2 separate regions of the Homo sapiens genome follow, and region 2 is linked to region 1. Evidence: chromatin loops called from intact Hi-C (ENCODE). Cell type or tissue: GM12878. All regions are shown on one strand. Each heading gives the region's core, and the rest is flanking DNA. Links, peaks and the distances in the headings are about the cores only. Region 1 overlaps LINC01381 (long intergenic non-protein coding RNA 1381). Region 2 overlaps DTNB (dystrobrevin beta).

What was found. A loop is a pair of places that touch in the nucleus more often than their neighbours do. Peaks named below come from ENCODE experiments on the same cell type or tissue, not always from the same donor. Only the 100,000 strongest peaks of a DNase experiment are listed, where the experiment ranks them.
Region 2: a loop joins it to region 1, with 3 times the contacts of the local background. A loop is called at or near these places in 1 of 110 quality-filtered maps.

What each region holds. Positions count from the first base shown.
Region 1 is chr2:25,207,975-25,212,368 of GRCh38, forward strand. LINC01381 (long intergenic non-protein coding RNA 1381) reads left to right here. Exons shown (of 2, transcript NR_132378.1): 2 at 1,000-1,228. Among named protein-coding and RNA genes, the nearest start is that of LINC01381, 5.9 kb to the left of the region's middle. In GM12878, for the core only: no CTCF peak of the experiment used is centred there; a DNase peak (open chromatin) is centred at 2,397; H3K27ac peaks cover 1,344 bases.
Region 2 is chr2:25,599,580-25,603,973 of GRCh38, forward strand. The region is part of intron 5 of DTNB (dystrobrevin beta); the gene reads right to left. Among named protein-coding and RNA genes, the nearest start is that of DTNB, 72 kb to the right of the region's middle. RefSeq lists a silencer at 2,268-2,317 and an enhancer at 2,798-2,847. In GM12878, for the core only: no CTCF peak of the experiment used is centred there; a DNase peak (open chromatin) is centred at 2,220; H3K27ac peaks cover 790 bases.

The sequences.
Region 1 (4,394 bases), core at 66-4,065:
CCCAGGCTGGTCTCAAACTCCTGGATTCAAGCGATCCTCCAGCCTTGGCCTCCTACATAGCTGGACTATACATACACACCACCATACCCAGTGTGGACACTTATAACCGGGCTCAACTGTAAATCCCTAAGATATAGATTGAAGTCCTGTAGCTGTGAATGTGACCTTATTTGGAAATAGGGTCTTTGCAGATGTAATCAGGTTAAGATGAGGTCACTGGGGTGGGCCGTAATCCAATAGAACTGGTGTCTATATAAGAGGGAGATGGGCCGAGCATAGTGGCTCACTTCTGTAGTCTCAGCTATTGGGAGTCTGATGGGGGAGGAGCCTGGGAGATGGAGGCTGCAGTGAGCCGTGATTGCACCACTGCACATCAGCCTGAGCAACAGAGCGGGAACTTGTCTCCAAAAAAATAAATAAATAGTCTGGGGCTCGGTGGCTCACGCCTGTAATCCCAGCACTTTGGGAGGCCGAGGCGGGTGGATCACGAGGTCAGGAGATCGAGACCATCCTGGCTAACATGGTGAAACCCCGTCTCCACTAAAAAAAAATACAAAAAATTAGCCGGGCTTGGTGGCAGGCGCCTGTAGTCCCAGCTACTCGGGAGGCTGAGGCAGGAGAATGGAGTGAACCCAGGAGGTGGAGCTTGCAGTGAGCCGAGATCGCGCCACTGCACTCCAGCCTGGGCGACAGAGCAAGACTCTGTCTCAAAATAAATAAATAAATAAATAAATAAATAAATAAATAAATAAATAAAAATAACAGAGGGAAATGTGGATACCCATAAAAAGGAGAACGCCATACGAGGACGCAGACACAGAGGGAAAGTGGCTGTGACCTTGATTTTGTACTTCTAAGCCTCCGGAACTGTGGGACAATAAGTTTCTGTGTTTTAAGCCACCTGGTTTCTGGTACTTTGTTATAGCAGCCCTAGGAAACTAACACCAACATTTCGATTTCAAAGTGTTCACACGTCTTCTTCTTCTTCTTCTTCTCCAGATATTATCAGCCAAGCTAGAACACAAGGCAGCCCACCAACCCAGCACAGATTTGAACAGGCAGCTGAGGAGAGAGCCTGGGATGCCAGCTCTGAAGTGTTCACCGCTAGAAGTGTTCCCTTGTCAAAGAAAGAAGCCATCCCTTGTCAGTAGATGGTCAGGAGTTCAAGACCAGCCTGGGCAACATGGTGAAACCCCGTCTTTACAAAAAAATACAAACATTAGCCAGGCGTGGTGGCCTGTGCCTGTGGTCCCAGCTGCTTGGGAGGCTGAGGTGGGAGGATCACTTGAGCCTGGGAGGTCGAGGCTGCAGTGCCACAGTGCACTTCTACCATCACTTGTCACGGCTCATTGAACCCATGTGACCCTGATCCAAGCCAGGCAACCACAGTCTCTGTCCCAGAAACTTGGTGTGAAGTCAGAGACAGAGTCAGTTGGTGCCAGTATAAGGACTGGAAGGTTATGAAGGCTGGGACATGAGACCTTTGGGGTCAGCCATGAGGGTGCCAGCTGGAAATCAGTGACCGAGGGCAAGGGAAGGAACCCGATCAACAGAAGGGCAGAGGCAGGGCATACACAGTCCCTGATGGAAGGATAGACAGAGAGAGCAGCCACCTGGGAAACCCTGCTTACGCTGATGCCCATCCTGCCTCCTACAACTGAATTCCATGAAATGCTGTCATGGTTATTCTAAGTCCCCCTTGACTTCAGCAGCTTTAGTGGGCTTCTGGGCCTTGCAGCCAAACCAGCTGCCAGGCATCCAGCCCAAAGTAGGTCCTCAAAGTATCCTGCCCATCTGCCTTTTAGGGCTGGGATTCCTTACTTTTGCCCAGGAAAGGCATCTTGGGGTGACATCTGGGAAGCAAGGATCACTCAGAAAAGAGGGAAGGAGCTGGGGCTGGGATTCCAACAATTTCACTGTGGCAGCATGTATGGTCCAGCCCTATGGCGCCTTGTTGGTTTTCTCTTCATGTGCGGAGACGAGAGATTGTAGAAAAATAAGACACAAGACTAAGAGAGAGTATGACAGACAGCTGGGCCCAGGGGGCCACTACCACCAATGTGCAGAGTCCGGTAGTGGCCCCGTATGTCTGGATGCACTGCTATTTATTGTATACAAGGCAAGGGGGCAGGATAAGGAGAGTGAGTCATGTCAAGTGATTGATAAGGTCAAGCAAGTCACGTGTCCACCGGACAGGGGGCCCCTTCCCTTTGTGGTAGCTGAAGCAGAGGGAGGACATCATGCATCAGCCTTTTTTCTATGTGCTTATCAGAGATCAAAGACTTTAATACTTTCACTATTTCTGCTACTGCTATCTTCTAAGGACTTAAGAGGGGAACCAGGTATATAGGCAGAACATGAAAGTGAACGAGTGTGACCACCGAAGCACAGCACCACAGGGAGACGTTTAAGCCTCCGGATGTCTGTGGGTAGACTGGCTGATGTCCAACCTCCCACAAGAGGCTGGTGGAGCAGGTGTTCTCTAACTCTTCCAAGGAAAGGGAAACCCCCTTTCATGGTCCGCTAAGTAACAGGTGCCTTCCCAGGAACACAAGCCCACAAGCGGCCTTTATCCGGGCGTGACAGAGGGCTCACGCTCTTTTTTTTTTTTTTTTTTTTTTGAGACGAAGTCACTCTGTCGTCCAGGCTGGAGTGCAGTGGTGCGATCTCGGCTCACTGCAAGCTCTGCCTCCCGGGTTCATGCCATTCTCCTGCCTCAGCCTCTCGAGTAGCTGGGACTACAGGCGCCCGCCACCATACCCAGCTAATTTTTTGTATTTTTAGTAGAGATGGGGTTTCCCCGTGTTAGCCAGGATGGTCTCGATCTCCTAACCTCGTGATCCGCCTGCCTTGGCCTCCCAAAGTGCTGGGATTACAGGCGTGAGCCACCATGTCCGGCCTGACAGAGGGCTCACACTCTTATCTTCTGGTCACTTCTCACAATGTTCCTTCAGCTCCTGACTGTACTGGCTGGTTATTCCTCGGTTATAATAGTAAAGCACAGATTAATACTAAAACTAATGATTGATAATATCCATATATAATCATCTCTATATCCTATTTCTAGTATAACTTTTCTTATTCTATTTTCTTTATTATACTGGAACAGTTTGTGCCTTCAGTCTCTTGCTTCGGCACCTGGGTGGCTTTCCGCCCACAGCAGCAAGAGTCATTGTTAGTAATAAGTCTTAATACTGTACCATAAGGTTGCAACTTGTTTATTTTTTTGAGACAGAGTCTCACTCTGTCTCCCAGGCTGGAGTGCGGTGGTGCAATCTTGGCTCGCTGCAGCCTCAACCTCCCAGGCTCAAGCGATCCTCCCACCTCAGCCTCCCAAGTAGCTTGGGACCACAGGCACGAGCCACAACACTCAGCTAATTTTTGTACTTTTTGTAGAGACAGGGTTTCACTATGTAGCCTAGGCTGATCTCAAACTCCTGAGCTCAACTGATCCATTTGCCTTGGCCTCCCAAAGTGCTGGGATTACAGGTGTGAGCCACCGCACCTGGCTACATCTCATTTATTGAGTACTCGTTTATATCCTCTAGTGAACACCTAATATACATATCTTAATCCTCACAACAGCCTAGGAAGGAGGCTACTAATTGTGTCAATTTTATTTGCTGAGTCTTTAAAAAGGTTGAGTTGATTATCACAGCTGGTAGAGGGCTAGGATTTAAACTCAATCTGTCTGCATTTTCTGCTTTGCCACACTGCACTCCTGCCATAATTAGGATCCATCTTCCTAGGGTTGATTCCTCCAGCTGCTGTGGCCTAAAAAATGTGAGTTAATTGGTTACAGAGTAGGGATACCATGTTTGTACTCTAATTTTTTCAAGAGCTGAGTGGTCTCAAAGTGGTCTGAGGACAGCCACCAGTAGCACTTTCTGTTGCCCTCTGTTGTTCCAAGTTCATCTCCCTAACTAGACAGCATGCTCTTTGATGGAGGGCCTCTGCTATCTTGACTTTTTTTTTTTTTAGACTGAGTCTCACTCTGTTGCCAGGCTGGAGTGCAGTGACGCGATCTTGGCTCACTGCAACCTCTGCCTCCTGGGTTCAAGCGATTCTCCTGCCTCAGCCTCCCAAGTAGCTGGGACTACAGGTGCGTGCCACGACACCCAGCTAATTTTTGTATTTTTAGTAGAGACGGGGTTTCACCATGTTGGCCAGGATGGTCTCGATCTCTTGACCTCGTGATCCACCCACCTCGGCCTCCCAAAATGCTGGGATTATAGGAGTGAGCCACCGTGCCCGGCCGATTTTTTTTACTTTATCCTGAAAACCATGTGTAACGGCCTCTGGTTGCTATTGTTTTAGTGCTGACCAGCCCCTTTCCATCCCATTTCCTTCTGGAAACAGGCTGCCCTTGGTCCTTCAGCCATAGCCCTCCAGCC
Region 2 (4,394 bases), core at 158-4,157, 390 kb after region 1:
ATGCACGCCTCGGCTTCCCAAAGTGCTGGGATTACAAGTGTGAGCCACAGTGTCTGGCCCAAACTAGCAAATTTTTAAGTGGAACTACCATGCAGACAGTTAGAAACAATATTTGACCACAGTTCTAGACTGCAGATAGAGAACTTTGAAAATGTTACCAATGATATGAATAAATGATGCTCTTCAAAGGAGGGAAGAACATAAATGATTTAACCTTTAAATAGCTGGCTGCTGGTCAGGCGTGGTGGCTCACACCTGTAATCCCAGAACTTTGGGAGGCCCAGGCAGAGGAGAATCGCTTGAGCCCAGGAGTTCAAGGCCAGCCTGGGCAAGATAGCAGGACCTTGTCTCTACAAAAAATAAAAAAAATTAGCTAGGCATGGTGGCAGGTGCCTGTACTCCCAGCTACTCAGGAGACTGAAGGGGGAGGACCGCTTGAGTGCAGAAGTTGGGGGCTGCAGTGAGCTCTGATCATACCACTACACTCCAGCCTGGGTAACAGAGCAAGACCCTATCTCAAAAATAAATAAATAGCTGCTAGTCTTACAAGGAGGAAAATAATCGTTCATTGAATCTGAATGAAAACAAAGGGTCAACATGGGAGGTGGCAGACACTGCCAGGTGCCTCAGTATCTTCTTCCCCTTCTCGCTCACTAGCTGAGCCCGACTGCTGGGAATGACTATGTGCCACTTAACGAATGACTTCTCAGCCTCCTTTGCACATTGCAATGCTGGAGTAGATGTCTGGAAAACCCTTTGCTTTCTTCATAGAGGCAACTCTTTCTTCCTTCTGCCTGGAGTAAGTACAGAGGCCTGGGATATGGCAAACATCTTTTGATCCTAAGGACGAAGGCCATATGGCAGAAGAAAGACGGGAAGAAGTGAAGTCTGTGAGGACAGCCATAAGTCAGGGTACCAACTTTGAACTTCTCAGCGTTTGGACTTATTTTTACATGAGAAAAATAAATCCCAATCTGCTTAAGCCACTCTCAGTCAAGTTTTCTATCGCCACTCTGTGTATTCATAACTAATTAACTAATGAGTAATTAACCTGTGGCCACTAGTGGTGGAAATATTCAGGACCAGTGACTTTAGCTTTCAAGTACATTAATATATATATGTATAGCTTCACAATCACAAAAATGTGTAGGTATACACCCACACCAACGAATCTATACCTAACTCATTCAGAGTAATAAAAAGGAGTGACTGGATAGTAAAATGACTAACCACTCCCACAAAAAAGTATTATTTCAGTTATACTTAGTTACTACGTCATATGAATAGATTCAAAGTAATACAAAATTTTTTATTCATAAGAAACTATAACAGGCCTATATTACAATAAGAGAAGTGGAAACATGTCTATTTGCTTTAATGAGACATACTGCTAGACCCCAAAACTGAAGGCACAGTGAAATAATTCATTACTTCTTGAGTTATGGGTTTAAAACAATTTTTTTGTGAATAGGCTTTTATCTCTAAGAAAAACAATTTAAAAATGATTGCTAATTCTTAAATCTTAAATGAAGTTTAACAATCAACCTAAGTTATTGTGATTTACCTATGTACATATAAAAGGATCTTATCAAAGAAGTGAATAAAATAATAAAATTTAATGAAAATATTTTAAAAATTAAACTAGTACTCTAATTAAATAAAGCCCTAAACCCTCCTGGTATTAAGGGACTAAATTACTTCCCACATCCCCAGTTAATTTCCCAAGTAATTCTCTTTCTATTTATACACCTCTGAAAGTATGCTAATTCCCTAACAGTTATTTCCAGCTAAAAAGGAAGCTTTCTCCCTTGTGAAAAACCCACAATCAAGCCCTTAAATGTACATGTGTATGCAATTTTTAAAATATTCTATAATATCTTTTGTGTAATAAGCAAAAAAATGCTAGTGAGCCACCATCATCACATATGTCTTGATTTTTTCCTGGTGATAATGACCCTAGTTTTACTGGCTGGATCTATCCATCTATTTCAACTCCCCTTTCATCCCCACATGACTAGCCACCTATTTTTTTTGCAGATGAAAGGGCTGTTTAGACTGAAGAAATGAGTCTATAAACAGAAAGCCATTTTCTTTTACATGTTTGCTTTCCCTGGCAAATGACTCTCATCGCCTGTCATCTTTCTACCAGCTCAGCAACCTAACCCACAAAACCATGCACACACATCTGTATGTTGATAAATACCTAAACACAACTAGGCCCGAGTGCATACTGTAGTTCGAAACTCATTAATATGCCACTGGCGGGGTGCGGTGGCTCATGCCTGTAATTCTAACACTTGGGGAGGCCAAGGCAGGTGGATCACCTGAGGTCAGGAGTTCAAGACCAGCCTGTCCAACATGGGGAAACCCGGCCTCTACTGAAAATACAAAAATTAGTCAGGCATGGTGGCACACGCCTGTAGTCCCAGCTACTTGGGAAGCTGAGGCAGGAGAATCACTTGAACCCGGGAGGTGGAAGCTGCGGTGAGCCGAGATCACACCACTGCACTCCAGCCTGGGCAACAGAGCAAGACTCCATCTCAAAAGAAAAAGAAAAAAGAAAAAAAAAAGAAACTTATTAATATGCCACATCATTAAGCTGCAATGAGGCTGGAGGGTGGGAGTCTGCATGCCTTGGGCTTCTGGTGTTGACTCAGCCAGGAACCACCTGAGACAAGGCTCCAGACCTCCTTTGGTTTTTGTTTTCCTTTTTCTTCTTTTTTTCCCCTTATTCATAAAATACATATTTAAGGCTTATCTTTTACTTCCTTCCATTTCTAAAACATTTTGGTTATCTGAAAAATGTAAATCTAGCCATCACTCATTTAGATTAAACAGTCACTTCCATCTACTGAGGAGAAGGGATGGTTAACAGAAACCAGTGAGGATAATTATGCAGCCATGGGTGGTTAAAAAACTACAGCAGAGGAGTCTAAAATCTGAACAGGTGAAACTGTTTAACTGTAACTTCAAAGGGAGGCCCTTCTACAGTCTGCTAATGAAACATGAAGGAAGCAAACAGTTGAAACATCAGTAGGAATAGTCAATTCTGACCAAAACAGAAAGAATCTCAGGTCATCTTTTCTCTGACTGCTGATAGTGTGGTCTATCAAAAACATGCAAAAAGATAAATAATATAAATTATTATTATAAAACCATTGTGTTAGAACCCAGAGAAAAACCCCTGTTATTATTTTGGTATATTTCTTATTTTCTATGTGCACAGCAAATTTTTGTTTAAAACTACATTACACTTATGCATTTTGATCTAAAACCTATTTTTAAAGGCATTATATTCAATCATGTGGGTGTCCCAAAATTTAACTGAGTTCTCACTTTTGGACACTAAAGATGTTTCCAGTTTTCATATAAGTGTTGCAATATACAAAAAACTTGGGGTACACTTCTGATTAATTCCTTAGGATAAACTCAAGAAGTAGACTGAGTGAATGAATATGAATCTTTTTAAAGCCTTCCTGATACATATTGTTGAACTGCCTTTCAAAATAGTAGCACCAGCTTTTTAACGAATTTTAAAATAAATTTATGAATCTTTTGCTCCTTTTAGTGCAACCAGATGCAATTTGAATAAGGAGACTAAATTTCTTCGAAAACAAATAGCAGAATTAAAGTAAATAAATTGCACAGTCAAATTAATTGATAATTAAGCATGTTTTAATACATAATGGGCTTTACAGTCTACAAATTTTGTTTCCTTGAGTTATATTTTGGGTTTCTGACATTACTGAATTTTGATTGTGCTTTTAATTAAAGTCCATATTCCGATTATAAATCATTGGTATTTAGAATCCTGATAAAAGTTACCTCCGAATCTAGGACATAGTCTCTAATGGCCACAACAATGAACCATCTCTGTAAATGAATGCTACCTGGAGACAGAAACTCTCTTAAGACAAATCTGAAAAATCTAAGAAATGTTTTAAACAGAAAGTACAAATATTTGTTCAGTCATTCAAATGCTATCTTGATACTAAAACCAAAAACCCCATGTCAAATAAAAAAGGTAGAGAGGAGAAAATCATAGGAAAAATTCTAAGAAAGTAAAAAGCAGGAAGATCAAAGCAGAAAAAAAAAAGTAGAAATGCTAAAACATTCCATAAATGAGAAAACTTAATATAACAGGAGCATTAATAGAGGTAACAACAGAGAGTCCAGTCAGTAGAAGGAGGTTGGAGCAAACAAGAAGAACCAAAACAATGGAATAATTAGGTATGAGAAAGTGAATAAACAATCAAAGATCATTTGCTGTTACAATACAGTGTTACTTCTCTCTTTTGGCTGCACAATTATTCAGCCACCTCAACTAAGTAGGACATTGCTGAGAACCAGAAAACAAGGAGGGAAAGGTTCTGAAAATAGCCAAAGCTAACAAT